Regions from separate parts of the Homo sapiens genome. Here regions 1, 2, 3 and 4 are each linked to region 5. A link is a loop called in an ENCODE intact Hi-C map of the cell type or tissue named here. Cell type or tissue: heart right ventricle. All regions are shown on one strand. Links, peaks and the distances in the headings refer to the core of each region. The heading gives the core; the rest is flanking DNA.

Region 1 (6,067 bases), core at 696-4,695, 140 kb after region 5:
ATTCTGAAGCCCATCCAGGCTTGAGAAGCACTGCTGTTAGCTTAAGGATACCAATCTCCAAGTTTATACTTAAAAGAACAATTCTCTCTCTCTCTCTCTCTCTCCTTCCAGCTCTTGTGCTAGCCTGGAGAGGCAGATGAATACTCAACTTCTGTTTTTCAATTTCTGGGGCGCCTTGACAGCTTGGGCGATGCCCCCTTCTACCACCTTCAGAGTAACTGAATAAGTGACGAAGGGGAAGACCCCATCCCCTTCCAAAGACCCACCACTTCTCTTGCGGAAGTGGCCACACATCATTTTCCTCACTTAGGAAAATACAAAATGTTTCAAGAGCCCATTGCTTCCAGGAAGTTCACAGTGAGCATAAAAGAAATATAGGCTAAAGAATAATCCACTGGCTTGTTTCCCTTTTGGCCAGCTCACCACAGGACTCTGGGTTTATTTGGAGAATCTGCCATTGATAACCTTTTGTTCTTGGTTTGATATTAGTGCTATTACAAAGAGGTCAGAATGACTGGGAGAGGGAGGATAAGATGACAAATTTGAGCCCAAAGAAATTTTTTGGTTACTACAGAGGTAACCAAAGATTTCCAGTTGATAGTGCTTTTTGTGAGCTAGTTTATAAAAGTAGATATTTTTAAAATAAATGATTACAGGATTAGGGGACAAAAGTAGAACCATTGGGTTGACCCAACTGTCTACCCCAAGCATTGGAATTAATTTAGAAAAAAGCCAGCAGATTGCATGTAACATCTTGAAAAAGCTTATGCAATGTCTTCCCAAAACCACAAAGGAAAAATATAACCACAGGACAAATTACTCCTTGAATGTCTGATGAGATATGAATAGCCACAACAATAAAACTTGTGCTAAGATTAACGTCTGAGTAGCTTTAAAGTATTTTTAGTTCTTTTAATCTGAAATTGTTTAGACTATCTTCAGAGAAACTTCTCAACTGTTTTCTTACTGGAAATAGTTGAAAAGCTTTATAAGGCCAAGGTTACCCAGGCAGTTTGATTTATATCTTCTTTAAGAGAGACAGAGCGAGAGAAGAAACGAAGTAACAGCAAACATTTGTCAAGCAAAGGGCTGAGAGCTTTGCAGAGAAATAACAGATACATTTGACTATAGAGATCTTCCACCTTCGTTTCTAGAAATCAGGTTTGCTTGGTGTACCTTGGAGAAGTAGGCGCTTTCAAATGGTCCTCCCACAAGTCTCAGCAGCCAACCAAAGCCAATGATTCTCAGCCAACTAACCCAAGGAGTTCTTTAAAGTTAACCAGGACCTCTCCACAAAATCTCATACAAAGTCCTGTAACAAGAAGCCACAGAAATCTCATAAAATAAAATGCAGTAAATTAAATGTAAGACCAGTAGCAGCCCTTGAGTGTTATAACAGGAATTAAATAACCAAAAAAGAGGGGAAAGTATAAGCAGAACAGTCAGTTTAGAAATTAATATTTCTGAAGGACTGAGGATTCTACAAAGAAAAAGACAAAATTTTCATGGAAGAGCCGGCACAACTATGTTACACAAAATTAGCTGGAACCTTCCTAAGGCAAGAAGTAAAATCAGAGGCAGCTGTCTCCCAGCCCTTGTTTTCTTTCAAGCGAAGCAAGCAGTGGTGGGTGGTTCCCGTGGGCAACTTTGGCTAGAATTGGTGTCCTACTAGGACAGTCTATGCCCATTCAAAATGGCAATGAGCTCCTGCCTGCATTATGACTACTGCCCTCCTGATTTTTCCTACCAGACTAATGACAGACTGCCCCACTGAGAAGGGTCTAGCGGAGCACAGGTCACCAGCTGGGCAACATTCAGAAAGTTAGTCTTCCTATGCTCATTTTCCTGGGCTGTTACAGAAGAAGACTGGAAGAGGTAATTTCCAAGGTTCTTCCCAGCTCTGAAGTTGTGTGTCAAAGGTACGGGCAATGGGTGCACACAGAAGAAGAAGTGTTTCTGACCTGGTATGACCCTCTCCTGCCTAGCACCGTGACAGGAATCAGTGCTATGATTTTTAGGTGGGAAAGCACAGAATCCCCTAAAAACATGGGATTTCATGGTGGCTTGGCAAGTGACTTGAGCCAGACTCTCACAGTAGAATGACTTCCCGTTGTGCCTGAAAGCCCCTTCAGAGTGACCCAAAGGAGAGGTAAAGACACTTATTTAGGAAGTAGAAGATGCAGGTCACAGTGGAGAAGGTTATAACAGCATTGGGTACATTCTGCCGGGACATCAGTGAAGTGTGGCTCATCCCAGGCACAAACCACATCACAACCTACTCAGGATTGTGCTGGATGATTTTGCAATTGTTTGTTAAAACAACAAACCAACGTGATTCCCACACTTGCCCTTGTCTTTTACTGTCAGCGACAGTCAAGTCCTGACAGGTGTGCCAAACCCACAGCCAAGGATATCTTGAAGACTCCAACTTTCTATACCTTCATGCATCTTAAATTAGCAGGAGGAGGTGGATGGGGTTACATCTGCCAATTTTTAAAATTTTTAAGTTTTTGGTCCCAATTCAGAGACTTCGTAGGTATGGAGAGAACCCAGCAGGAAGTCATGTTGCTTCAAATTTGCTAGAGTAATGGTTGGCTCTAAAGTAAGGAGATACAAGAGATCTTGAAGCTTGTGATGGGCCCATTTTCCTGACTTTATAGTAAATTTTAATACAATCACAGGGAAGTCTGAAATTTTAAAAGACAGCTGACTGGATCCTCCTCAGTTGGATTGTGGCTCCATCTTGCAAGTCCTCCCCTCGGGGAGCACACAGTGAGGCAGGCTCTTTGCCGTAAATTGTGGAATAGTGGCCTGGTGACTGCAGGCCGGGGACTCACTAAAGCATACTTAGAAAGAGTGGGGGCGAAGGGTTGAAGGAGGAGGTTGCAGAGCGGCAGAGTGGCACATGCAAGCCCACAGGTGGAAGTTTCTCCCGTGTCTCAATCCCCTGCCTTAAATCACTTCTCTGCGGACCTATCTCCATCTCTGTAAAATGGAAAGACATTAAAAGCACCGCCTCCGTCTCCCCAACTTTGAGAAGTAACTTGTCTTGCGGGGAACTTTTTTGGAGGAAGGGTGGGGTGTGCAGCCCTGCCTGGAGAGGGCCCCAAAGCGCCAACCCACTGCGGAGACAGAAGGCCGCCTACCGGGGAGGCCGGAGGCCGGCTAGTCGCGGACTCGGGCGAACCCACCCTCGCGATCTGTCAAGTCTGTCCCCAGGGGAGGTCCCCCTTTCGGGAGGAAGTTTTTAAGGGGATTTCTCAAAATCACCCCCGCGCTTCCTTCACTCCTTCCTTAGAGCCGGAGGTCGGTGAGGGCCCGCGGAATCATCTATCTCGCCCCCGTCGCAGGCAGGGATACAGTTCCTGCAAGGGGTCCCGGGGGGCGCGGGAGGCGCAGGACGCTAGGCTCTGCCGTCAGCCCGCAACAGCGCTCAGTCCAGGGAGGGAGGCCCGGGTGGGGGGCAGCCGTAAGCCCCCGCTCAGCGTGCAGCCACCGGGGACTTGCGCGGCCGTGGCACCGCTGGAGGGGGCGGCCTGGGGCTGGGGCTGCCCGGCGGCGCCGCGACCGCCTTCCTTCGCTGCGTCCCGCCCGCTCCACGCCTCGCTCACCGCCGCCGCTTCTCCCTGCCCCGCAGCGCGCAGGGACCATGTCGGCGGAGACCGCGAGCGGCCCCACAGAGGACCAGGTGGAAATCCTGGAGTACAACTTCAACAAGGTCGACAAGCACCCGGATTCCACCACGCTGTGCCTCATCGCGGCCGAGGCAGGCCTTTCCGAGGAGGAGACCCAGGTGCGTCCCCACACGCGCCCAGCGCGCCCCGACCCCTGCCTGGGCTGAGCCTTCTCGCGGCTGGGCGGTCCTGTTCGTCCGCGCCTCCCGCCGGGCTGCCCTCCCCATGATCTCCCATCGCTTCTGCCCGCATCCCAGGGGCCCAGACCCTGCATGGCTCCCGCCGCCGCCTCCCCGCTTCCCCGCTCCCATGGGCGCCCGGTCTCCCCGCCACCCCCATCCAGCCGTGGTTCCCCGGGAGCTGCGCAGAAACCCCTCGGTCACCAGTCCTTTCTTTTCCACTCTCCCCGGCAGCCCGGGATACACGCTTTCTCCCTCTGCGAGTTGGGAGCAGCGTCTCTCGCCTGTCCCTGTCTCGCCTTCCCGGCTCGGTCCCCTCTGGTCTGTCTGCGAAACCTTCGGGAAGATCTATTCTAGGCGGGAATGTCAGAGCTGGAAGGCGCCCCAGAGACCAGCTAGCCATAAATTCAGTCCTCCGGTTTGGCGAACCAGGAGGCTGAGGCCGGGAGGGAGGGCGCTGTCAGGATGGCAGGAGCGGTGAAGCATGCTCTCTCCACCACATCACACTGCAGCGTCCCCCGAGCTGCAGAACTCACGCTGCACGAAGCCACGGAGATTTGGTTCCGATTTTTTAAAAAATTCCCCGGCTCTAAGGTTTAGAGGTTTTTCCTGGCGTTTTATAAGACGGTAGATAGCTAACATTTCAGCTGACGGCAGCGGCAGCCGATGTCCCCCTAAGTGCATTCATTGACTTATCTATTTTTTAAATGCTCCTGTATTATCCCGAAAAGTGCCAGGTAAAGAATGCAACACGGCCTGTGGTTGTTAACCACAGGTGCAATGTGGGAGCCTTTAGCTGACTTTTAAAACCCTGTCTAAACTCCGACTTCTCTTTTCCCTTTGGTCATGGAAAGACAATCCTTTTGCATGATAGACTACTTGGAACTGATCTAGCATCTCTCCTGTGGGTCCCCAAAGCACTTCACACTTCTAACCTCAACTCTAAAGCAGAGACATTATTTTTCCTATTTTATATACCAGAGCATCAGGCACTTGTCCTGTCACCATGAGCCATGCTCAGTTGAGGTTTAGAAGCTTGTAATGGATCCAGTAGATCCAAGGACCAAGACCCTGGACCCCAAGTCCAAAATTATTTTTACTAATTAAGCCAGAGGCACTCTTTGGAGAGCTTGTCCATAGATGATCCTGTCATTTACAGGTCAAACAGAAAGGCAAACATATCTATTTTTAGCAAATGGAACAGCTGTCTGGCCAACCAGAACCAGAACTTAAAGGAAGGTGATTTACTGTAACCCAAGTCTAACAGCTCATGTTTCTTGGCATCCCCTGAGAAGGCAGCCTGCTGAAATTTTATCATTTGAAATCCCACGCTATGCTTAGAAAAGAGGAGTGATCATGGAGACAACTTATCTTTTAAAAACAAGGCTGTGAAATATTGTGGGCACAGCACCAACAAGAGGTCCAACCCCTTCTCGGCCTCTGATTGTGCCTGGCGAGTTGCCATCAGTCATCTTACCTATAAAGCAGCATAATTACGTTGACCTTTGTAATGGCTAATACTTGCCAGGCATTTTTCCAGGCACTGTCCAAGTAGTACATCATTTATTTGTCACAACAATGCTGTGAGGGTAGATACTATTAGCCCACTTGTCCAGATAAGGCAACTGAGGCACAGAAAGATTAAATATACTTGCCCAAGACAGCAGCCAGAAGGCAGCAGGACCAGGATTTGAACCCTGGAAGCCCAGACTCTTAACCACCTTGCTATGCTCTCTCTACAGAGGAGGCATAGAAATCACTAGATGAGCAGGAGGAGACAACTGACAACTCTCTTGGTGCTGTCTTTCCTCTGCATTAGGCAACAGTCCTCCCAGGCTATATTCAACCTTTCCTCAAGATTCACATGATATTAGAGAATTGAAATAAAATCCGGTTAGGGGTAGGAAGAAGAAAAGGGCACCTGCTTTTTTTCTGTGACTGAGGTCAGCCAATTCAGACCTCTGCATAGCAGGTTCTTCTGCACCTCTCAGGCAGTCCTCCCATTTCCCCCCTTCTGCCATTCTCAAATAAACAAGTGGTAGACCCAGCCCCAAAATGAGTGGATGTGGGGTGAGTCAGCCTCTTAGCAGGGCCCCTGGCTTCCTCTTCCTGCCACAGGACCAACACCTTCTTCCTCCCTATGGCTACCACAGCTTGGCTTGCCCCTCTGTCTTCCTGCCTTGACCTGCAGGGAAGCATCTGGAACCCCAGAGC
Region 2 (6,067 bases), core at 1,426-5,425, 380 kb after region 5:
AGTTGGTTTTCTTAGGATGCAGTCAACTTCTTCATAAAATCTCATTTTTCTTGGAGGGTTGCCATTTTTTCTTTGTAAAATGCTATATTCATATTTTACATTTTTATATTTCGTATGACATTGTTTCCGGTCTCTGTCTATCCCAAACTGCATTAATTAATCTTCTGGCAATTTCCTCAAATATTTTCTTGTTTCTTGTGGCCCCTTCAAGCATTCGCTTAATTTTTTCATCAGACCATATCAATGCTCTGACCTCACTGTCACACCAGTATTTTCCGGCCTCTGTGTTACTCACTGTTATAATCTGTAAATGACTTTTAGCATCTTCTAAAGGATTACCTACAAATCAACATGATTTATAATTATTCAAACATAGATAAATCTTGTATTTGATTATCATTCACTTAAAGCAACTGTGATGGCATAAAGTACCAAGAATACAATAATAACTTCAATATGAGTCAAAAGAAATTTTGTGTCCATATTCAAACAGTATATTCTAAAAATTATAAGACAGACTGTTCTCATTATTAGTGAGAAAATTTAGCTGCTTTTCATCATAGGTGATCTTCACTGGATATTTGTGAATATGGAAAGTCCCAGTGTTTACTAAATTTCTTTTAGTGAGAAGTGGGCATAGACATTTTCCTTCTTTCTCTACTGTATTCTCTACCAACTCAGGTATAAGGAAGCATTTTAGGTAATACACAATAGAGATCTTCTCTGTTAGACTTCATATATCAAAATGACATTTAAAATTTACCAATTTAGACCCTGCAGTGGACCCAGTATTATTTTGGGGTGATGATGTGCAGCAGGGGGTGACAGGGGGAAGGCATACTCCACAATGCTTTCTAACAGTGAGTTCCTCTCATCTTAAATTCTCCTAGGTTTTAATTCTGAATAATTTTTCAGCCTTATGAATTTTTTTTTTTTTTTTTTAAGAGACAGGGTCTCACTATGTTGCCGAGGCTGGCGTGGACCTCCTGAGCTCAAGCGATCCTCCTGCCTCAGCCTCCCAAGTAGCTGGCACTACAGGTGCCTACCACCATGCCTAGTGCCTCATGGAAATTTGAAAATGTGTTTAAATCACTCTTGTTGGATATAATTTTTAAAAGATGGTGATAGAAATGTAAAATGGTGAAGTCATGGTGGAAAACAGGTAGTTCCTCAGAAACTTTCAGCATATGCCATATGACCAAGCAATTCCACTCCTACATATAAACCCAGAAGAACTGAAAACATGTTCACATAAAAACATATACATGCTGTGGAAAAACAGTACTGCAGGTCCTAAAAAAATTAAACACAAATTACCATATGATCAACAATTTCGCTTCTGGGTATATACCCAAAAGAATTGAAAGCAGGGACTCAAGCAGATATTTATACATCCACATTCATAGCAGAGTTATTGATAATAGCCGAAAGGCAGAAACAACCCAGATAACCATCGATGGATGAATAAACAAAATGGTGTATCCATACAATGGAATATTAAAATGAAGGAAATTCTGATAAATGCTACAACATGGAGGAGCCCTAAAGATATTATAAGTGAAATAAGCCAGGCACAAATGGACGAATATTGTATGATTCCACTTATATGAGGTACCTAGAATAGTCAAATTCACAAAGATGGAAAGGAGAATAGTGGTCACCACAGGCTAAGGAGAGTTGGGATGGAGGAGTTATTGTTTAATGGCTACAGAAGTTTCAGTTTGGAATGATGAAAAAGCTCTGGAGATGGAGAGTGGTGATGTTTGCACAACAACGTGAACGTACTTATGGGTATAATGGTAAATATTTTATGTATATTTTACCAAAATGGGAAAAAAATTGTACCAGAATGTTCATAGCAACAGTATTCATAGGAGCCAGAAAATGGCAGTGACCCAAATGTCTGTCAGTTGATAAGTGGGAAAACAAAATATGGTATATCTGTAAATTGGAATATTATTCAGCCATAAAAAGGAATGAAATACTGATATATGCTACAACGTGGATGAACCGTGAAACAAAAGAAGCCAGACACAAAAATGTATATTGGAGGGTACCACTCATGTCCAGAATAGGCAAATTCTTAGAAACAGAAAGTTGGTTAGTGGTTGTCAGGGGTTACAGAGGTGTGGTCAAGCAGTTAAACTACTGATGGATATGGGGTTTCTTTCTTTTTTTTTTTTGAGACAGAGTCTTGCTCAGTCGCCCAGGCTGGAGTGCAGTGGTGTGACCACGGCTCACTGCAACCTCCGCCTCCTGGGTTCAAGTGATTCTCCTGCCTCAGCCTCCCGAGTAGCTGAGACCACAGGTGCGCGGCCACCACGCCCAGCTAATTTTTGTATTTTTAGTAGAGATGGGGTTTCACCATGTTGGCCAGGATGGTCTTGATCTCTTGACCTCGTGTTCTGCCTGCCTTGGCCTCCCACAGTGTTGGGATTACAGGCGTTAGCCACCGTGCCTGGCAGATACGGGATTTCTTTGTGGGGTGATCAAAATGTTCTAAAATGGGATACTGGTGATTATTGTATAACTGTGGATATACTAAAAACCACAGTTATACGCTTTAGTTGGGTGAATTTGATTGTATGTAAATCACATCTCAGAAAAGTTGCTGAGGTTTGAGAATAGAAAAGTAAAGACAAGTCAAGTGTAGAGGTTAATGCAGTGATGTCTGTGGGAAGTTATAAAGGAACTAAGGAAACATGAACTGCATTGTACGGAGCTTCCAAATCTTCCTCTAAGCCAGAGTTTTTATGATGTGATTGATTAAGTCATTGGCTGCAAGATGGAACTCAACCTCCAGCCCCACTCTCCTTCATGGAGGTCACACTGGCACAAAGCTCCAACCCTCATCACATGGTCGGTCTTTTTCGGTGACTACCCCCTATCCTGAAGCTATCTGGGAACCCACCTAGAGTAGCCTCATTAACACAACAAAGATGCCTCTGTCTCTGGAAGTTCCAAAGGTTGTTGATGCTTTGTGCCAGGAACAGGAGACCAAAACTAGATATATTCTTTATTATGCCACAGCTTCTTAAAAGTTTATTAAAATATTACCAACAGTACAAATTAGAAAAATCATGACTTCATAATAAACAAGTTGCCTGTATTTAAGATTAGCAGCATACCTATGTCTGAGCTTTCTTTTTTCACATTTGTAAGTCTTCGGTTTTCTGAAGTTTTAGTAATAAGTTCTTCTCTATCTGGATGTACTATTGGATTAAAATGAAAAGTTCTCAGTATTGTGTTTCATATGACTAAAGTGCATTAATTTATGTAATAATTTTACTGCTAAGATTATACAAATTATAATGCATGTAAAATATACAAAAGTGTTTAAATATTCCAGGTTTAAGGAAAATTACTTCCAATTTCTTTCTTTTGGAAGAGATAAATGAATTAGAAGAAAACATAATTCTTAGCGTACCCTTTGAGATGGTAACAGTAGATTCCTTAATGCCCCCTGCTGGCCATCTCATTGTGAACTTTTTGAATTTTGGAAATATGTTTTGCTACAACCAAAAGAAAAATGGGCATTTCTAGGGTTATTCTTAGATGAACATTGAGGTATTTCACTTGTGATTTTTAGGCTGAAGATCAGCGTGACCTCCTCTAATAGGATATATTTTACTACCATGAAACTTCTATGCTTATTTAAGTATGCTTGACTCCACCCCTCTGACCTAAAATAGGTTTAACTGTGACTGTCCTATACCAGAAAGCAGTGGCTTGCGGGAATACATAGATAATAAGGCATACCAGCTCATATAAATGGCAGCTGATATTGGAGCGGAATTAAGTCAATTTTGTTTCTCCTACTCAGAAGAGACAGGTAGGTGATAAGATTGTCAAACACAAATTTTCTCTTTTGGCAGAGTCCTTTCTCCTTTGATAACTTCTTGATTCCTTTTATCCTCTCTCGCTTATGCTTCAGACCAGGGAGAAAAATAAAATATGTTTTAGATCCAAAGATCTAGTTTATTCAATTTTCATGGGCCACTTCTTTTTACTTAACATAATAGGAATAGCCTGAGCAGTCTATGATTCTTCTCCGTGATTGATTTCCTTCATATTCCATTAGTCATTAATTTTTAAGTGATAATCTATCGGCATTAGCAAATTTTTCTTCCCTGAATGGAATCAAATTGAAACTTCTGTGTGAATCAGTCCTCTGCTGGTCTGAGCATGATAACCTAGCTACGGTTTCCAGTGCTGGCTATGCTTGAGAACCGTCTAAAAATACGGGTGCCTGAACTGACTCCAACCTGCTAGATCAAAACCTTCAGAAGTTCCAAATTGGGAACCACTCTAGATACTCAGAATCCAAGGGGTCTACAGCTGTAGCTGGATTTTCATTTGAAGTAAAGAAAAGCTTATGGCTTATAGCATACATTTAAGATAGGAAAGAGAATACTTTTGGGGGACTGGTTTTTTGGCCAGATATCAAAGTTAACAATATGGAGCTATTATTAATAATAGCAACTCCAATTTCAAAAATTCATCAGTGAAATACAAAAAATAAAAATGAAGTGACCTCTGTTTTTACATGTAAATACCCATCACTTTGTTGTTGTTTTAAAGAAAGACTATTTCATGTGAATTTTTTTCCCTGAAGATAAATAATTCATATTTTTATACCTCAATACTACGTTCTATTACATTCTTCCTAAGAGCGGAGTGGCAATTTGTGAATCAGTAGGTATATATTGCAGGTGTACCTAAAATCCTTGCCTGTTTAAGTTTTTTTCTTACGTATTTAGCTGCTGAGATCCTTGTGGGTTTATATCTTTGCTTTGAATTTTCATGTGACAGTTTAAAATAATATAATCTCTAGGATGACTATGCATTTGTCCTGTTTCACATTTTCTAAATATATTCCAAATATTTCATATTTGGCATGCAAACATGCCAAACAAAAAAAAAAACTTGTACTTTTGACTTAATCTTTTTCTTCTACATGTAAAAAATTATCTTGAGGTTGTACTTAAGTAAGTTTTCCAGAGGACTAACAAGCTAAAATCTTCTGAATACTAAAGCTCTTAACTTTTTAGATGGAAATCTTTTTTCCTTATTAAACAATGCAGTAATCTGATTTTCTTATTTTTTAAAATTTTATTTTTTATTTTTAGAGATGGGTTCTTGCTGTGTTGCCCAGGCTGGATTCAAACTCCTGGGCTTAAGTCATGCTTCAATCTTAGCATCCCAAGAAGCTGGGATTATAGGCATGTGCCAACTGCACCTGGCATAATTTGATTTTTAACTCTTAATGACAAAGGCCATAGCTGTGATGCCTATGGAAACCTAAGAATCTGTCCTGTCTGATAAACCAGAGAAATAAGTTTGCCAGGAGTATAGGAAATTTGATTAACTAGTTTGTTAAATTAACATTGAGCTTTACACTTTGTGAAGTTATATGAAGCTTTGGACTGACAGACTAGGTACAAGGTCTTTTTAACAGATATACTTCAGCTTGGGGGCTTGGTGATCTCCTCCTCCCCAGTTTTGGTTTGTGTAGAAGAGGCAAACTATCAGGTAGCAAGCACAAAATCTCACCTCCAAACCCTTAGTGCCCTATACCAGAGGGTAATGATTCTCAAACTTGCTTGCATCATTATAACCTGGAAGACTTGTTAAAACAGATTGCTAGGCCCCAACACCAGAGTTTCTGATTCTGGATGGGGCCCAAGAATTTGCATTTTGAGTAAGTTCTCAGTTAATGCTGATGCTGCTACACTTGGAGAAAAACAGCGATGGGGAACATTGCTTCCATTAATTATTTCCACCTTTCATTTATGTGTTTTGAGTTATGATCCAACAGTACTTCATATAATGTTATAACATAATTTCTTAGGTATGGTAGCGTCTATTAATATATAGATATAAAATCTAAAACCCATTATGAGGGCACCACTCTCATGACCTCATCTAAAGCTAGTTATCATTCAAAGGCCCTGTCTCCAAATACATCACATTGGGGGTTAAGGCTTCAATATATGAATATTGGTGGGAGGAACACAGTTCAGGCCATAGCAGTGTCTTATAATAGCATTTTATGTATATACTTTGT
Region 3 (6,067 bases), core at 1,385-5,384, 130 kb after region 5:
GTGGGTCATTTTATCCATGACCTAATTATAGTCATAAAATAAGAATGGTAGTTGGACCATAAAAATAATAATCTATTAATATATATTTATGCAAAGAGATAATTCCATTCTGTCAAAGACTCTTTTCTGGACTTTTCAAAATACACAACTAACCTGAGGAAGTTCTGTCTGCTTGCAGTAGACAGTCTAATGGCCTAAGGAAAGGCATGTGATTGGGCAGCCTGAAAATCTACCCATGGTGCATGTGCAACACCACACAGGTCTCTGATGTATCTTACTATGTAATTTGAGCTCAGGCAAAAATACCGTAGAACCCAGCATATATTTTCAAAAAAACCAATCATGATGTCACATCCCCAGAATTACAAATGAACAGCTCTTTTCAGAGTCAGGCATTAGGAATGAGAACATTTTTAGAAAGAACATTTTAATGTTCTAAAGTGATTGGATGTCTACAGAGCAATATGACAATTTTATCTACTTGATTCTCCATTGTATGTGTAGCTTATCTGTATTTGATTTTTTTTTTTTTTCACCCAGGCTGGAGTGCAACGGCACAATCTCGGCTCATTGCAACCTCCGCCTCCCGGGTTCAAGCGATTCTCCTACCTCAGCCTCCCGAGTAGCTGAGATTGCAGGCACCTGCCATCATGCCTGGCTAATTTTTGTATTTTTAGTACAGCCAGGGTTTCACCATGTTGGTCAGGCTGGTCTCGAACTCCTGACCTCAAGTAATCCGCTCGCCTCAGCCTCCCAAAGTGCTGGGATTACAGGCGTGAGCCACTACGCCCGGCCTGTATTAGATTTTTTTAAACTACCAAACTGATTTCTATCATCATTTAAGCTTTTGAGCACCCTTCCTCTTCCGTGCAACAAATACATCTCTCTATCCTTCAGCGTATTGACCTAATTAATCTAATTAATGTTCTCCTAAACAAAAGAAGTTAAATGGGCAATCAAAAATTAATAACGTACTCCAAAACATAAAAGGAATATTTATTAGCTGCCATTTAAACTTATTTGAGCCATTTTTCCTCTCTGCAAACTATTTAGAAAGTTGATCCTTTTGTTATTTGCTTCCAAGCTTAGTAGTACACATTTCTCTTCTGGTTTAAAGGTTCTCTTTAGAAAATATTGAGACATTTTCCCATATCAGAATTCTATTTGCCTCATTTCTTGGTGTATTAGGACATTAGACATTTTCAAAGAGATTTGATAATACAATTTGTTTGACAAATCTGACCCCTTCTCTATTACCTGGTTTGAAAAGCCCTGAGTGCGTGGCTGTGCCCCATGGAAATCTCTAGGACAAGCCGTTTTTGTTTCTCTGTTTATATTTGATCATAGGATTGACTCTGTTGGAGATGTAATGGATATTCACACTTACTAAGCATTAGCACAACCATATTGACAATAACCAAAGCAGGCAGAGGCCCAAGCATAACTCAGTCTACCAGACAGATTCCTATCCTACATATTCAAGTTGCAATAAAAATGAAAGATCAGGAAATTTGAAGCTATTTTCCTCTTGCCTTTAACCACAGAGCTGCAACACTATGCATTTTTAAGAGTGAAAGACAGCCTCCTGTTCATCACTGTGGTTAAGTATATGTTGTTCTTTCCTCCAGCATCCTAACAGACCTGCATTTTGCTTATCCCTAACAGCAACAGTGATACCTAGGTGCAACCGGGGCATTTTTACTATTCTCTACCTAAGTGAGAAATTTAACATTTTATGTATAATAAGGGGACCCGATATCCAGGTTTGCCTGGAACTCTTCTGATGTATGCCTGTTGTACTGGTGTTATTATTATTATTATTATTATTATTATTATTATTATTATTATTTTGAGACAGAGTCCTGCTCTATCACCCGGGTTGGAGTGCAGTGGTGTGATCTTGGCTCACTACAATCTCTGCCTCCTGGGTTCAAGTAATTCTCCTGCCTCAGCCTCCTGAGTAGCTGGGACTACAGGCCCCCACCACCTCATCTGGCTAATTTTTGTACTTTTAGTAGAGATGGGGTTTTGCCATGTTGGCCAGGCTGCTCTTGAACTCCTGACCTCAGGTGATCCACCTGCCTCGGCCTCCCCTGGTGTAATTATTAATAGCACTCCTTTTATTCTTCAGTGTTCTAGGTTAGGTGACAAATTATATGATCACATTAACTCAACAGCCAGGTTGAATACTAAGAAGCTCCTTGGTTCCTAGTGTTTCATGGGTTCCTCCGTTGTCCCTTGAAGTAGAAACTAGGCACAAAGTGTTCAGCAAATCAGGAGCAGAGCCTAGAATAGGCCTCTGTGTTCTTCTTTCTTGAGTCAGCGACATCAGCAAACTGTTGATGAGGAAGAACATGATCACTTAAAACCTAGGCCACTCTGACTGTCAGAATTTGAGAAGAGAAACTCCCTCAGAAGTCATCTGGCCCACACCTTCACTTTTCTAGATTAAGAAATAAGTATAACACTTCGGGAAATGCATATGCCGTTTTACACTAGAAAAGTGCAAGGTTGTTTCATGAGCATAATCTCACTGGATCACAACTGGAGTAAAGAGGCAAGGAAGGACATTCTTAGCCACATTTTACAGAGAAGAGAACTAGGTTTTAAATAAGTTAAATAAAGCAGCCAAGGATATGTGAGTATGAAGTGGAGGCGTTAGAAATGAAATCCAGCCCTGACTCCACACCCAGTGCCCATCCTATGACTCCATACCAGTTTAATATTTTCATTCATTAGTGAGGATTTAAAGTGTATTTCCTACATATAATTTATCCATTACAGATACACAAACATTCCCTCTGCAACTAGTGCTATATACTCAAAAGTATCTTCTTTCAGAGCCAGGCATAATGGCTCAGACCGGCAATTTCAATGACTTGGAAGGATCGCTTGAGGCCAGGAGTTCAAGACCAGCCTGGGCAACACGGCAAGGCCCCATCTCTAAAAAAACTAAAAAAAGAACAGACACATTATTTCTGCTTCTCTATCTTCCCACATGCCAAGAGCTCTGGCCAGCAACTAAACTGTTCCTGCCTGACAGCACCACTTGGTGGTTGGGTAGGGAAATGAAAGGCCAAAATCTTTCTATCTCCATTCTTGTGCCTTGGGTAGAAGGATGAGGAGAAGAAAATGCAAAGTAACTCCTGCTTTTTCTTTATTGTTCACAGTTAACAACATTAATCATTTCTCAAACAACCTATTTCTCACACTGATATTTCCATTCTCCTTTGTTCGCTTTCTTTATTTCATCTATGACACAAGTATATAAATATAATCAGTTTGGCCGCGTGTGGTGGCTTACTCCTGTTAATCTCAGCACTTTGGGAGGCCAAGGCGGTTGGATCACCTGAGGTCAGGAGTTCGAGACCAGTCTGGCCAACATGGCAAAACCCCGACTCTACTAAAAATACAAAAATTAGCTGGGTATGGTGGTGGGCGCCTGCAGTCCCAGTTACTTAGGAGGCTGAGGCACAAGAATCACTTGAAACTGGGAGGCGGAGGTTGCAGTGAGCCGAGATCGCACCACTGCACTCCAGCCTGGATGACAGAGTGAGACTCCATCTTGAAATTATTAATAATTACACCAGTACAACAGGCGTACATCAGAAGTGTCCCAGGCAAACCTGGATATCGGGTCCCTTTATTATACATAAAATGTTAAATTTCTCACTTAGGTAGAGAATAGTAAAAATGCTCCTGTTGAACCTAGGTATCACTGCTGCTATTAGGGATTAGCAAAATGCAGGTCTGTTAGGATGCTGGAGGAAAGGAAAACATATACTTAACTACAGTGATGAACAGGAGGCTGTTTTTCACTCTTAAAAATGCATAGTGTTGCAGCTCTGTGGTTAAAGGCAAGAGGAAACATTTTAGCTTCAAATTTCCCAATCTTTCATTTTTATTGCAACTTGAATATGTAGGATAGGAATCTGTCTGGTAGACTGAGTTATGCTTGGGCCTCTGCCTGCTTTGGTTATTGTCAATACGGTTGTGCTAATGCTTAGTAAGTGTGAATATCCATTACATCTCCAACAGAGTCAGTCCTGTGATCAAATATAAACAGAGAAAAAAAAACAGTTTGTCCTAGAGATTTCTATGGGGCACAGCCATGCACTCAGGGCTTTTCAAACTGGATAATAGAGAAGAGGCTAGATTTGTCAAACAAATTGAATTATCAAATCTCTTTGAAAATGTCTAACGTCCTAAAACACCAAGAAATGAGGCAAATAGATTTCCGATATTGGGGGAAAATATCAGTGTTTTCTAAAGAGAACCTTATGCTTTTATGTCAAGATAAAGGAAAGTCATACTTCTTGAAGGGAAGATGAAATTCAATCAACATGCATTTAATAGATATTCACTGAGTACCTACCAATGTTTCAATGACAATTCTGGATACCTGGACACGTTGAAGTTGTGCTATAAATCTGTACAGTCCTCAACAGTTCCTTGAAACCCTCTTCAATATCTGCACCAAAACCTCATTTCCCTAAGCAAGATTTTAATTAAAACTGAATTTTCTTAAGTATTTTCTTTTAAATAACTTATTAAATTTCACCAGGATATTTCAATAGGATTATTTTATACTTTTTTCCATTACAGATATATAGCAGTTTAGTATCTATGAAACCTTTAGTGGGTTAGCCTGGGATCTTATCTACACACTTACAATATTCTTTCTCGGGAAAACTTTTTCTGAATTCATAACAATCATCATAGAGTTAGACTAGACCTTTAGAAAAGCAACCTGTTTACAAAATGGAGATCTATATGGAAATTATGGAAATGGAATTGCTTTCTTCTGTTTGCCCATTTATTTCTATGAAAGTAGACTAAATACTCCACTTATTTCATAGCACATTCAAAGAAGAAGCCTAAGTTTTATGAGCATCTTTCACTGTTTCCCCAGGTTTCCACATACAAGATTAGAACACGAATTGGGCTATCAGTGAAAAGAACTCAGGGCATATGCAGAGTTTTATGTCCAGGGTTGACTAATGATTCATTCACTGCTGGAAGTCATTCACAGACACCCTTTCCTCCAATGGCTTTTCATAATATCTTCCTGTTTTCAGTAAGCGGCTACAGAAAGTCTGGACTACTGAGAGACTTGTTTCAACAACAGTTTCAGGATGATCCTTAATTCTACAAAACTCTGTACCTCTAGGGATTAAGTGGCAGCAATCATCACTGAGCTCCAGCTGGTCTGGTTGAAGCCAGCCTTTCTATTCTATCAGATGCTGTAACGTTTCTTGTTTGTATTCTATATTACTCACATAATGCCATCTTTCAATGATGTCTGCATCAATTGAAGAAGAGCGTGTGGGGAAGGAAAGCCAGCCTGGCTGGTAGTGCCGGTGGTTTTAACTGAAATCACTGGCTAATCCATTGAGCTAGGGCAGAGCCATGTCTGGTCACCAACACTGAGAAATACGCCACAGGGAGGGAAGTACTCAGACTGGCCCCAACCCACAGGGAGCCAGAGCAGACACCGGGCACTGCCTTTCTTCTGTTCCTCGAGCCCACCTGGCTCTACTGCCCCTTTCACCACAACTTCCCATCAAGGATCTGCTGTCTGCAGAACTGTTCGGTGCAAAGAGGAAAGATGGTGTAGTGATTAAGAGCATGGATGCAGAAGTTAGATTTTCTGGGTTGGATCTGTGCTCTGTCACATACTAGATTTGTGATTTGGAGGAAGTAATATCCATCTCCTTGGGAAGGGTATATAAGTTTCCATCTATATAAGTTTCTACATATATAAAATGAAAACAATAAGAACACATAGTGTTGCTGCTCCTCTGATGATAAAGTGAATGAATGCATCTAAGGCACTTAGACAGGACCTGGCACACAGTAATTATTCAACAAATATGTTGTCACTATTGTTATAATAACAGAGGTGAGGTTTCTGTAGGTGATTCAGCAATAGGAATCAACTCTATGTTGTTTGGGGGCACTGAGGATGATATCAAAAGGCTAGAGTGTTATTTTCTCCAATTTTACATTTTGGCTAGTCCTTGTTGAACACAGAGCAGTTTTTTCCAAAGTTATGTCCTAAATCAAG
Region 4 (6,067 bases), core at 1,288-5,287, 220 kb after region 5:
GGGCTTATGTGATTCTCCCACCTCAGCCTCTGAGTATCTGGGACCACAGACACATGCCACCATGGCCAATTAATTTTTTAATTATTTGAAGAGATAGGGTCTCACTATGTTGCCCAGGCTGGTCTCAAACTCCTAGCCTCAAATGATTCTCTCGCTTCAGCTTCCCAAATTGCTGGGATTACAGATGTGAACCACCATGCCCTGCCCTTTTTTTTTTAATATAGGCATTTACAGCTATAAATTTCCCACTAACCACTACTTTAGCTGCATCTCATAACCTTTGGTATGTTATGTTTTCAGTTTTATTCATATCAAAGTGATTTCTTCTTTGACCTATTGGTTGTTTAGGAGTGTAATTAATTTAACATATTTTTAAATTTCTAAATTTCCTTCTGCTATCAGTTTCCAATTTCATTGAACTGGTTCAGAGAATTGATTTTCTATGAATTTAATCCTCTTAAATTTATTGAGACTTGTTTTATGAGTTAATATGTGATCTATCCTAGAGAATGTTCCATGTACACTTGAAAAGAATGTGTATTCTCCCATTTTTGAGTAGAGGTTTCATAGACATGTGTTAGATATAGTTGGTTTCTAGTGTTATTCAAGCCTTCTATTTCACTACTGATCTTCTGCTTGTTATTCTACCCATTATTAAAAGTGGGGTATTGAAGTGTCCAACTATTATTGTTGAATTCTATCAGGTTTTTGCTCTGCTGTTGGGTGCATGTATGTTTATAGTTGTTATCTTTCCTTTCTTTCTTACTTTTTTTTTTCTTGTAGAGATGAGGTCTTGCTATATTACCCAGGCTGGTCTTGAATTTCTGGCCTCAAGCAATCCTCTCACCTTGGCCTCCCAAAGTGCTGGTGTGAGATACTGCATCCAGCCATAATTGTATGTCTTTTTAATGGATTGACTCTTTTATAATATAAAATGTCCTTTCTCTGTCTTTAGTAACAATGTTTGTCTTAAAGTCTATATTGTCTGATATCAGTATGGCCAATCCAGGTCTTTTTTGGTTGGCGTGCATGGTATATCTTTTTCCATTTTTTTACTTTCAGTCTATTTGTTTATTTGAATCTAAAGTATGTCTTTTGTAGACAGCATATAGTTGAGTGAATTTTTATCCATTTTTTATCCTGTCTTTTTATTGGAGTGTTCAATTCATTTACATTTAATGTAATGTACATTTAATGTAATTACCGATAAGGTAATATTTATGCCTGCCATGTTGCTATTTTTTCTATATATTTTTTGTTCCTTTGTTCTTTCATTTCTTCCTTCTTTTGTGTTAGATATTTTCTACTGTGACATTTAAATTTCCTTGTTATTTATTTTATTACATTTTAAAAATTATTTCCTTAGTTGTTTCTCTGTACATCTTACAACAATCTAGTTCAGACTAACACCAAATTAATTCCTATGGTATATAATAACTTTGCTCCTATATAGCTCTATCCCCTCCCGCTCCTTTGTACTTTTATTTATTCATTGTATGCCCATCAACATAAATTTATAATTATTGCTTTAGGCAATTGTCTTTTATGTCAGGTAGAAGAAAAAGAGTTACAAACAAAAATATATACATATTTACATTTTAATGTAATTATAATGTACTATATAAAATGTGCTACATTCTATATTTACCTATGTAGTTAATTCTTTTTGTGCCCTTTATTTGGATTTGAGTTATTGTCAAATGTCTTTGCCTTTTTGGGACACAGTCTCACTCTGTCACCAAGGCTTTAATGCAGTAACATAGTCACTGCAGCTTCAACCTCCCAGGCTCAAGCAATTCTCCTGCCTCAGCCTCCCGAGTAGCTGGGACCACAGGCATTCACCACAACACCCCAATAAATTTTTTGTTTTTAGTAGAGATGAGATCTCACTATAATGCCCAGGATAACTGTCCTTTCACTTAGTCTGAAATACTTTCTTTATTATTTCTCGTAAAGCAGGTCTGCTGGCAATGAATTATCTCAATTTTTGCTTATCTAGGAATATCGTAATTTCCGCTTCAGTTACGAAGGATAACTTTGCTAAACAGAGTATTCTTAGCTTACAATCTTTTTCCTTCAGTGCTTTATTTTATTTATTTATTTATTTTGAGACAGAGTCTCACTCTGTGGCTCAGGCTGGAGTACAGTGGCGCAATCTCTGCTCACTGCAACCTCCACCTCCCTTTTTAATGGACTGACTCTTTTATAATATAAAATGTCCTTTCTCTGTCTCTAGTAACAATGTTTGTCTTAAAGTCTATATTGTCTGATATCAGTATGGCCAATCCAGATCTTTTTTGGCTGGTGTGAATGGTATATCTTTTTCCATTTTTTTACTTTCAGTCTATTTGTGCCTATTTTTTTACTTTCAGTCTATTCTTGTGCCTCTGCCACCTGAGTAGCTGGGATTACAGGCATGAGCCACCACACCTGGCTAATTTTTATATTTTTAGTAGAGATGAGGTTTCACCATGTTGGCCAGGCTGGTCTCAAACTCCTGACCTCAGATGATCCACCCACCTTGGCCTCCCAAAGTGCTGGGATTACAGGCGTGAGCCACCACACCTCGCCAATCCTTCAGTGCTTTAAGTACTTTAATTTGAAAGCACAGAAGTCAGACCATTAGCCTAAGGAAAATCTTGGCTTTATACTTAAACAGCTCCTGAGAGGTTTTCTATATTAAGGTATTATAAAATAGCTGATGTTCATAATAAAGAGCTTAAGCCAATGAACAATGGTTACATGTATGTTCAAGCAGCAGAAAAGTCTACTTAGAAAAGCAGGGAAATATAAACTTAAAAAAGTACAAAATGTTTTAACTAAAGGGCATTTTATTTACATGCAACATCAAACTGAGGTCTCAAGAAGTGGCAATAAAGTATTCCTTTGTTTATAACTATAGACACATTACCAAATTTATGTGTATACATAACTACCAAATTTTATGTATTTGGTACAGTGGATTTTATTGAATGAATTGATAAATAAGTAATTGAGGAAACCCTGTGGGAAGAATTGGGCCTTCTTTCGCAGTATTCTATGATGCAAAAGACTCAAGCTGTCTAGTTCAACCTTTCTCTGAATGTAGGAATCTTTTCTAAAATCCATGTAAAGTCACAGTTCCAGCCTGGGCTTGAAAACTTGCAGGGATGAGGGTGGAATGCTGGTTCACTTTCCGTTACTGGACAGTTTCCATTACCCAATAGCTAGTCAGAAAGATTTTCCTCCACTAAGCTGACGTCTGCTGCCCTGTCAATGTTCTACTTCTAGTTCTAGGATTAACATAAAGTAATTTTACTTTCACCTCTTCTTCCTCTTCCAGATGTCAACCCTTTAAATATTTTAACACAGCTGTCACCACTTTCTTATTCTCTTTTTAAACTAAACATGTCATTTCTCTTAATTATTTTTCACATAACATAGTTTCCAGGAGCCCAATATCTCATTTCCCACCTTCTGAATAGTCTCAAGTTTATTATCATTTCTTAAGGTATAACATACATAACTGCACATACATGTCCAGTGTGTTCCGACTAAAGTAGCACACAGTAGCACTATCACCTCTCCACAACTGTACACTGTATATATTCCACTAATGCAACCTAACATTGAATTAGCTTTTGCAACAACCACATCACAATCTTAGCTCCCATGGAAAATGTACCACCTAGTGGTCTTATAAAGACAAGGAGAAATTCAGCCTTCAAAGCAAAAGGAAGAAAAAGTATCAAAGTCAGAGAGATACAGGAGAACAAATTCCACAAATTGCAAAAACCTGTGGTGTTTTAGTTGCATATTTCCTTTTAACTGGCTAACAATGGTAAGGTTTAGTATAAATTTTAGTTTCACCACAATGTGAGTCAAATGTAATTACCGAAGATGAACTTCTGATTACCTACAATAGCTGCAAATATTTGATTTTTTACCTGATGCTTTGGAACACAAGTGGACTCTTAGCTCATGAAATTGCACACACTAAAATTAGAACAAAAATACTAAGACATCTGGCCAAATTAGATTAGGATTTACAGAGATTCTCAAGATACTCTACCTATTTAGTAGACACTGTCTTTTGAATCCATTGGGCTGTGACAGCCTCTGGATCCTTTTGGAGGGTTGTCTAAACAATGCAGGAGGAGTGATCTCCCAAATTACAGACTCTCTTCCACAGCTGTGGTAGTATTGAGCCCTGCAAGTTGTAGAAGAGAAAAGAAGTAAACGAAACAAGCATGATTTCAAATTGTCATAGTATTTTCCAACATCGATCCCCAGGCCTAGGGGAGCAGGTATGACAGTTTATTATTGATGATCTATTTTCCATGTGAGGAGAAATTAATTGCTTTAGAAACGGTTACACCCATCAAGTTTTCAACTGGCTTCTATTATACTCAAAACAGATAGTTTTCTCAAATAAATGACATCTTCTTTTTTTTCTTTTTTTTTTTGAGATGGAGTCTCGCTCTGTCGCCCAGACTGGAGTGCAGTGGTGCGATCTTGGCTCACTGCAAGCTCCGCCTCCCAGGTTCACGCCATTCTCCTGCCTCAGCCTCCCGAGTAGCTGGTACTACAGGTGCCCACCACCACGCCTGGCTAATTTTTGTATTTTTAGTAGAGACGGGGTTTCACCGTGTTAACCAGGATGGTCTTGATCTCCTGACCTCGTGATCCACCGGCCTCGGCCTCCCAAAGTGCTGGGATTACAGGCATGAGCCACCGCGCCCAGCAGACATCTTTTTTTTTCAATTGAGACAGGATCATACACGGGCTCACTGCAGCCTCAACCTCCTGGGCTCAAGTGATCCTCCTACCTCAGCCTCCCGAGTAGCTGGGATCACAGGCATGTGCCTCTATGCCCAGCAACTTTTTAAAATTTTTTCGTAGACATGGGGTTTCACTATGTTCCCCAGGCTGGTCTTGAACTCCTGGGCTCAAGCAATACTCCTGTCTCAGCCTCCCAAAGTGCTAGAATTAAAGGCATGAGCCACCATGCCTGGCAATTACATTTTCCAAATAGACCAAAAGATATACAGATGAAGAGAAAATTTGCTGCTTTTAAAACCAAATACTTCCTTTAGCATCTATATAAATAAATTTTTTTACTATATTTCTATTTTATACGGTGAATTATATTGATACTTTGCTAGATAACTGAGTTTAGGAATACATTCTACTTGATGATGTGCACAGAATAATCATTATTGGGGCTTGTTAACTATGAATTTTTAGGATAAGTAATAATATTGTTCTTCTTTTATTTGTCTATTTATTATTTTTAGAAGCACGATCTTGCTCTATTGCCCAGGCTGAAGTGCAGTGGCACAATCATGGCTCATGGCAGCCTCAAACTCCTGGGCTCAAGCAATGCTCCTGCCTCAGCCTCCTGAGTAGGGGGGACTACAAGTTTGCATCACCATGCTGGGCTAATTTTTTTATATTTGTACGGATGGGGGCTCGCTATATTATCTAGGCTAGCCTCGAATGCCTATGCTCAAGTGATTCTCCCGTCTCAGCCTCCCAGAGTGCTGGGATTACAGGCATGAGCCAGCACACCCAGCCACCATTGTTCTTCTTAACAACGCTGCCCTTCAATCTTTCCTTATCAAAATACATCATCAGTGGAAAAGGAAGTGACATTGACTACCCCCCCAGACCCAATGTTAACTCAAATTGCAGTCCCACTTTTGCTTCTATTATAAGGACCTCTGTTCCTTTAGGACGTTCACAGATACAGATCTGCATCCCTCTCTCTGCCCAAGCCTCTGTCTGCTGGTTGCAGCTGTAAACATCCTTTACATCTAGGCTGAACTGGTGTCTTGTAAGCCTCAATCTGCATATAAGACTGTATCCCCCTTGCTCGCGACCACCCAGTCTTGAGGCCTGTCTACACCACCACACATATCTTTTGAGGGGGCTGGAGGCTGCCCAGCCCTGACTCTACTGCCCAACTGCACTGACTCACCTACCCACACCCATACCCACACATAGCCCAGCTTAAAAAGGCAGGAAACCTCTAGCCCCTACCTGGGATTGGCCTTTTGAAGGAAATGGCAGTTCAGTTTGGGAATTA
Region 5 (6,067 bases), core at 1,336-5,335:
CCTGCCTTGGCCTCCCAAAGCTCTGGGATTACAGGCATGTGCCACAGCACCCGGCCCTGCCTTAGATTTTTTTAATGACAAAAAATCTTTACGTCTGATCATTCACTCATTTATGTCGTACACACTTACAGATATCTACCATGTGATGAGCATGGGGTATACAATGACAAATGACCCTTAGCTCCTGTACATGCAGAACTTATAGGATCATTCTTTTTTCTCTGAAAAGCAGAACAACTCTCACTTCTGAAAACCAAGAATCTGATGTCTGCTGTAGACTTTTAAGTTCCATGAGGTTAAAACCAGTATTTGTTGTGTTCCCTACTGAATTCCCAGCACTTGGCACAGTGCCTGTCACACAATAAAAACCTAATAAGTACTCGTGGGCGGGCTTACTGAAGTCAGTTTCATTCTGATGGCTTCTGCATTCTGTGGCTAGATTTACAATGGCAAGAGTATTTTGGACAAAAGGAGAAGCTGAGCTTCAGGCAGCAAAGCAGGTGGCAACAGTTAGATATAAATCACTCTCATTCAACCTTCAGGGGAGCCACTTCCTCACTATGTCTTGGAGGTGAGCTCACCCAGGCCATAAACCTCAAAAAAAGGGGACCTATGTCTTAGTTTATTGAACATTTATTTGCTGAACACTGTGTGTGTGTGTGTGTGTGTGTGTGTGTGTGTGTGTGTGTGTGTGTGTATGTTTCAGACGTGGTCTTACTTTGTCACCCAGGCTGGAGTGAAGATTACAGCTCACTGCAGCCTTGACTTCCCAGGCTCAAGCAGTCCTCCTGCCTCAGCTTTCCAAGTAGCTTGAACTACACGCATGCACCACCATGCCCAGCTAACACTTTTTAACTTTTTTTTCGTAGAGACAGGGTCTTGCTATATTGCCCAGGCTGGTCTTGAACTCCTGGGCTCAAGCGATCCTCCCATCTCATCCTCCCAAAGTGCTGGGATTACAGGCGTGACATGCCGCACCTGGCCAACACTATTTGTTTTTAAGAAAGCACTTTGTGGATGTGAAGAAAGTTCAGCCATTGTGGAAGACAGTGTGGGGATTCCTCAAGGATCTAAAACTAGAAATACAATTTGACCCAGCAGTCCCATTACTGGGTATATCCAAAGGATGATAAATCATTCTACTATAAAGACACATGCACATGTATGTTTATTGTGGCACTATTCACAATAGCGAAGACTTGGAACCCAAATGTCCATCAATGACAGAATGGATAAAGAAAATGTGGCACATATACACCATGGAATACTATGCAGCCATAAAAAAGGATGAGTTCATGTCCTTTGCAGGGACATGGATGAAGCTGGAAACCATCATTCTCAGCAAACTATCACAAGAACAGAAAACCAAACACCACATGTTCTTACTCATAAGTGGAAGTTGAACAAGGAGAACACATGGACACAGGGAGGGAAACATCACACACTGGGGCCTGTCAGGGGGTGGGGGGCTAGGGGAGGGATAGCATTAGGAGGAATACCTAATGTAGGTGACAGGTTGTTGGGTGCAGCAAACCACCATGGCACGTGTATGCCTATGTAACAAAACTGCACGTTCTGCACATGTAACCCAGAACTTAAAGTATAATTAAAAAAATAAAAACAACAAAAAAAGCATTTTGTTTTATTTGTCTTTATTATTTATTTATTTTGAGACGGAGTTTTGTTCTTGTTGCCCGGGCTGGAGTGCGATGGTGCAATCTTGGCTAACTGCAACCTCCATCTCCCAGGTTCAAGGGATTCTCCTGCCTTAGCCTCCTGAGTAGCTGGGACTACAGGCACGCGCCACCACGCCCAGCTAATTTTTGTATTTTTAGTAGAGATGGGGTTTCACCACGTTGGCCAGGCTGGTCTCGAACTCCTGACCTCAAGTGATCTGCCTGCCTCGGCCTCCCAGATTGTTGGGATTACAGGCGTGAGCCACTGCACCTGGCCTTTTTTATTTTTATTTTTAAATAATAGACATGGGAGTCTCACTATGTTGCCCAGGCTGGTCTCAAACTCCTGGGCTCAAATGAGGTTTCCACCTTGGCTTCCTGAAATGCTGGGGTTACAGAAGTGAGCCACCACATCCAGCCATGGAGTTTTCTTCCCATAGAATTAAAGTGATCTCAGCATAAAAAAAATTGAGAACCCATGTTCCAGGGCTTCTTTCACCTGTCCCTCTCTAAACTCCTAGTTGAGATCAAATTCCGGCTCATACTGAAATGTCCTCTCTTAGTCGCAGGGTCTTCAAAGAAAATAAAGCATCAGACAAAATATTGAAACCATTAAGCTTCCTTCTACCCCATTCCAGTTCTCATCCACAGTTACTCTCTGACATCATACAACTATGTTTATATTGTATTGTATAAGCATTTAACTGACACACACAATGAATAAAATACAGAAGAAAAGGAACTTGGGGAAGCAAAGACCTCGTTCTCACCTCCTTCTATAATACCCAGATCTAAGCCTCTGTTTCTATATTCTCCATGGTGAGAGGAAGCAACATACCTACACAATATTTAGCAATATGATCAATCACATGTGAAAGCAGTTGCCAATAACGGGACCATTTAGACTGCCAAATTACATAATTGACACATTCTCTCTTTAAAGCAGGGAGTTTTATTTTTCTGTGTTGAAAATGAGATAATATTTAATTTAATGAGTGTCTATAGTTGCATTCACTGCAGTATTTTTTTTTTCGAGACGGAGTCTCATTCTGTCGCCCAGGCTGTAATGCAGTGGCACAATCTTGGCTCACTGCAACCTCTGCCTCCCAGGTTCAAGCGATTTCTGGCTAATTTTTCTATTTTTAGTAGAGACAAGGTTTCACTATGTTGGCCAGGCTGGTCTTGAACTCCTGACTTCAAGTGATCTGCCCGCCTCAGCCTCCCAAAGTGCTAGGATTATAGGTGTGAGCCACCATGCCTGGCCCACTGGCCCACTACAGTCTTCTTTTTTTTTTTTTTTTTTTTGGAGTCTCACTCTGTTGCCCAGGCTAGAGTGCAGTGGCGCAATCTCGGCTCACTGCAATCTCTGCCTTCCTGGCTCAAGTGATTCTCCTGCCTCAGCCCCCTGAGTAGCTGGGATTACAGGCGCGCACCACCATGCCCGCCTACTTTTTGTATTTTAGTAGAGACGGAGTTTCACCATATTGGCCAGACTGGTCTCGAACTCCTGACCTCGTGATCTGCCCGCCTTGGCCTCCCAAAGTGCTGGGATTACAGGCGTGAGCCACCGAGCCCGGCCAAAACCCGCTCCAGTATTCTTAATCCATAGTATTGAAACTACAGGCACATTTTATGAGGGCCTATGATCTAAAGTGCTATCCTTTATGTTTTATATTGTTTAAGAGAGAAACATCAACTCTGTTTCTTAGTATTCTAGCAGATTCAAAAACTGGTTTTCTTACTGTGCAGGGGATCGTGTTTATGTGACATTTATGATAAAATTAGGTTTCATAGTTTTTGTGGCTTTTCTTCTGTCCCCAAGTAAAATTAGATTTCCTTATACGTAGAAAGAAAAAAAATTGGGGGAGGAAATACATTAAAACATTAATGAAATTAAATAATCATACTCAAATTTTCTTCAAGGAGTATACACTATTTTGCTAATTATAATAAAATGGGTCTTATTAAAAATCAGAGTGGGGGAGAGGAGGAAGAAAGGTCTGATTTTAAAAGCCATGAGATGAAGGCACGAGTCAGAAAGAGCCCAGCAATAATCTCTTACAGATCATGACCAAAAATGCTTCCTGGCCAGTGTGGAGACACCAGGGGGCAGTGGCTCCCTGAGAACTGCTGCTGCTCCCAGCTCAGGCGGCTCAGCCTGCAGTCTACGATTCATCGATTCATCGTCACCAAACTCGGGAAAGTTACGTTGCACTTACATGCTGCTTCCGAAGGCTCTTATGCTTTGATTTCTTGAAGGCACCGTTTCTGTGAATAAAACTGAACGATGGTCCGGCGGGGATTAGCATGTAGTTGAGGACCTGGGTGAAAAGATGGGAAATAAAGACAAACCGAAACCATTTTGCCTTCTGGAGTAGGAGTCCAGGAAAGGGATTTGAAAAGCTGCCACGATAGGGTTCAAACTTAGCGGTCCAGGTTGACCTAGTTCCCACAGCCATCAGGAAGAGGGGCGTGCTTCTCTATGGGCAGCAAGTTGAGGAGGAAGTTCCCACTCTTCTTCTCCAGCTTTTCTGCCTCAACACTGCCGCCCCCTGTCCCTCCCCCAGTTCACAATCTTTCATTCTGGCTAAAACTTCTGCCTTTATGCATTACTTCAGGCAATGCATATAACATTCTATCTTTGCTTGGCTATACTGTTTACAAAGTTGTTTATACTTTATAAACCATTTTCATGCGTGTTTTCCACCCATGATTTGAAATGGTTTGGGCTTTCGACTCCCACGTTAAAGACCTTCACTATATTGGAAATAAGTACACCCTAAGTGACTAAAGCTAATACTAGAAACCACTGGATTACTGGACCAAGCCCTAATGACATCGCATTGGCCTGAGAACACTGACCAGGCTGCTGGCTAAAGCTCCTGATGTGGGCAGCGTGGAAGGTCCAGGATCTCAAATACGGAGTTTGGCAGCGAATTTCTTTCTGAAAAGGAAGAGCAAGGCGACACTGTAGAAGCGTTTTCTATTCAAAGACTTTCACAGGCATCTGTGCACATCAAATCGGCAATGAATACGTGTGAGACAGATGACCTTCATTTTCAATGTGGTTTGGAGGTCTTTGGAAGAGTGAAGAATTCCTTTGTTTGCCACAGGTGATTTATTAGGGAAAGTTGTCTTTCTAAACCATATATTTTCAAAAGTTGCAACAAGTCTTACTCATGCAGAAAAATCTTTCAAAAGGAGCATTTGCTACAGAGTTTTTAGGGTAGTGTGGTTTTACACACTAAATAAATGCTTGTAAATATATTTGGGACTTGTAATCAACAGTACCTTTGTTTCCTTTCTTTGCAGTGGATTTGGTGGCTACTGTTACTGTTTTCTTCCTTTTCTTTTTTTTGAGACGGAGTCTCACTCTGTCACCCAGGCTGGAGTGCAGTGGCGCAATCTCAGCTCACTGCAACCTCTGCCTCTGGGGTTCAAGCGATTCTCCTGCCTCAGCCTCCTGAGTAGCTGGGATCACAGGAATGCGCCACCACACCCAGCTAATTTTTGAATTTCTAGTAGAGACAGGGTTTCACCATGTTGGCCAGGCTGGTCTTGAACTGCTGACCTCAAGTGATCTCCCCGCCTCGGCCTCCCAAAGTGCTGGGATTACATAAACAACTAAGGTGCTGAAAGGATTTAGTTCTCAGTGCTGCTGAGCCAGGAGCTTCTCATTTAGACTCTGTTGGGGAAAAAAGCTGGTTCCCAAGTACGTGGCAGCACTTAGGTGGTTTATTATTTGTTGAGCACCAAAGATGTGCTCAGTCCAGTAGGAAAATCACACACAGTACCTTCCATGCCTTCTATAAGCCCGCCTTCCCAGGCATCTTGGCTCACATCAGACAAAGGAGAATAAAATAAACAATTTAGCCAGGGCACAATGCGAAGCCTGGAAAATTGTTTTTTAAATAGAAACTAAATAAATCACAAAATAAATCACAGTACCTTGGACATATTTTATACATTTAACCAGAATTTTGAGTTAATATTAGGTCTATAAAATGGTAGTTAGTAAGGCTAGGATAAGCAATTTCTCTCTGCACACTTTCAAGCTGATTCTTTCTTGTGGAACAGATGTTGCTTCCACCTTCCTCAACTATCTCTATGGCTCCTGCAAAATGTATTTAATATATCCCACTGACCTACCAATGTCTGAGCCTCCATATTTCATCAGTCTTTTAATAAATGGTTGTCTTCTTCACATTCTTCTTTTAACATGCAAATGTCCTATAGAAAGCTAATATATTAAGTTTTTAACACAGGGATGGCAAATTCTAGGCAAGTTCCCAGGCATGCTGCCAGTTGACAGCAGGTGTTACTAATCTATCATCGCATGCTTTCTCACAGAGTCTGGAATTAGCCTTAGAATCCTCAAGGTGGCCGGGCAT

The links. A loop is a pair of places that touch in the nucleus more often than their neighbours do. Peaks named below come from ENCODE experiments on the same cell type or tissue, not always from the same donor. Only the 100,000 strongest peaks of a DNase experiment are listed, where the experiment ranks them.
Region 1: it touches region 5 in a loop (2.5-fold over the local background); 40 of 110 quality-filtered maps call a loop at or near these places.
Region 2: it touches region 5 in a loop (4-fold over the local background); 39 of 110 quality-filtered maps call a loop at or near these places.
Region 3: it touches region 5 in a loop (2.6-fold over the local background); 42 of 110 quality-filtered maps call a loop at or near these places.
Region 4: it touches region 5 in a loop (17-fold over the local background); 80 of 110 quality-filtered maps call a loop at or near these places.

Annotation. Positions count from the first base shown.
Region 1 is chr4:56,653,583-56,659,649 of GRCh38, reverse strand. HOPX (HOP homeobox) reads left to right here. Exons shown (of 4, transcript NM_032495.6): 2 at 1,751-1,875; 3 at 3,638-3,793. The coding sequence starts at 1,834. It overlaps LOC124900708 (a long non-coding RNA gene), which reads right to left and starts at 1,757. Exons shown (of 3, transcript XR_007058128.1): 1 at 1,177-1,757. In heart right ventricle, for the core only: a CTCF peak has its summit at 3,094 (motif pointing right); no DNase peak of the experiment used is centred there; H3K4me3 peaks cover 1,750 bases; H3K27me3 peaks cover 2,542 bases.
Region 2 is chr4:56,422,518-56,428,584 of GRCh38, reverse strand. The region is part of intron 1 of PPAT (phosphoribosyl pyrophosphate amidotransferase); the gene reads left to right. It also overlaps a transcript of PAICS not described here. Among named protein-coding and RNA genes, the nearest start is that of PPAT, 10 kb to the left of the region's middle. RefSeq lists an enhancer at 2,497-3,182. In heart right ventricle, for the core only: a CTCF peak has its summit at 3,463 (motif pointing left); no DNase peak of the experiment used is centred there; H3K4me3 peaks cover 1,020 bases.
Region 3 is chr4:56,665,443-56,671,509 of GRCh38, reverse strand. The region is part of intron 1 of HOPX (HOP homeobox); the gene reads left to right. It overlaps LOC124900708 (a long non-coding RNA gene), which reads right to left. Exons shown (of 3, transcript XR_007058128.1): 3 at 3,537-6,067. Among named protein-coding and RNA genes, the nearest start is that of HOPX, 13 kb to the left of the region's middle. In heart right ventricle, for the core only: a CTCF peak has its summit at 3,054; no DNase peak of the experiment used is centred there; H3K27me3 peaks cover 58 bases.
Region 4 is chr4:56,573,627-56,579,693 of GRCh38, reverse strand. It overlaps SPMAP2L (sperm microtubule associated protein 2 like), which reads right to left. Exons shown (of 9, transcript NM_001256475.2): 5 at 4,052-4,189. Among named protein-coding and RNA genes, the nearest start is that of SPMAP2L, 46 kb to the right of the region's middle. In heart right ventricle, for the core only: a CTCF peak has its summit at 3,665 (motif pointing left); no DNase peak of the experiment used is centred there.
Region 5 is chr4:56,798,055-56,804,121 of GRCh38, reverse strand. LOC105377668 (a long non-coding RNA gene) reads right to left here. Exons shown (of 3, transcript XR_941082.2): 2 at 4,539-4,620; 3 at 3,205-3,997. Among named protein-coding and RNA genes, the nearest start is that of SPINK2, 21 kb to the left of the region's middle. RefSeq lists a silencer at 494-633. In heart right ventricle, for the core only: a CTCF peak has its summit at 3,778 (motif pointing right); a DNase peak (open chromatin) is centred at 3,801; H3K4me3 peaks cover 1,046 bases; H3K27ac peaks cover 1,102 bases.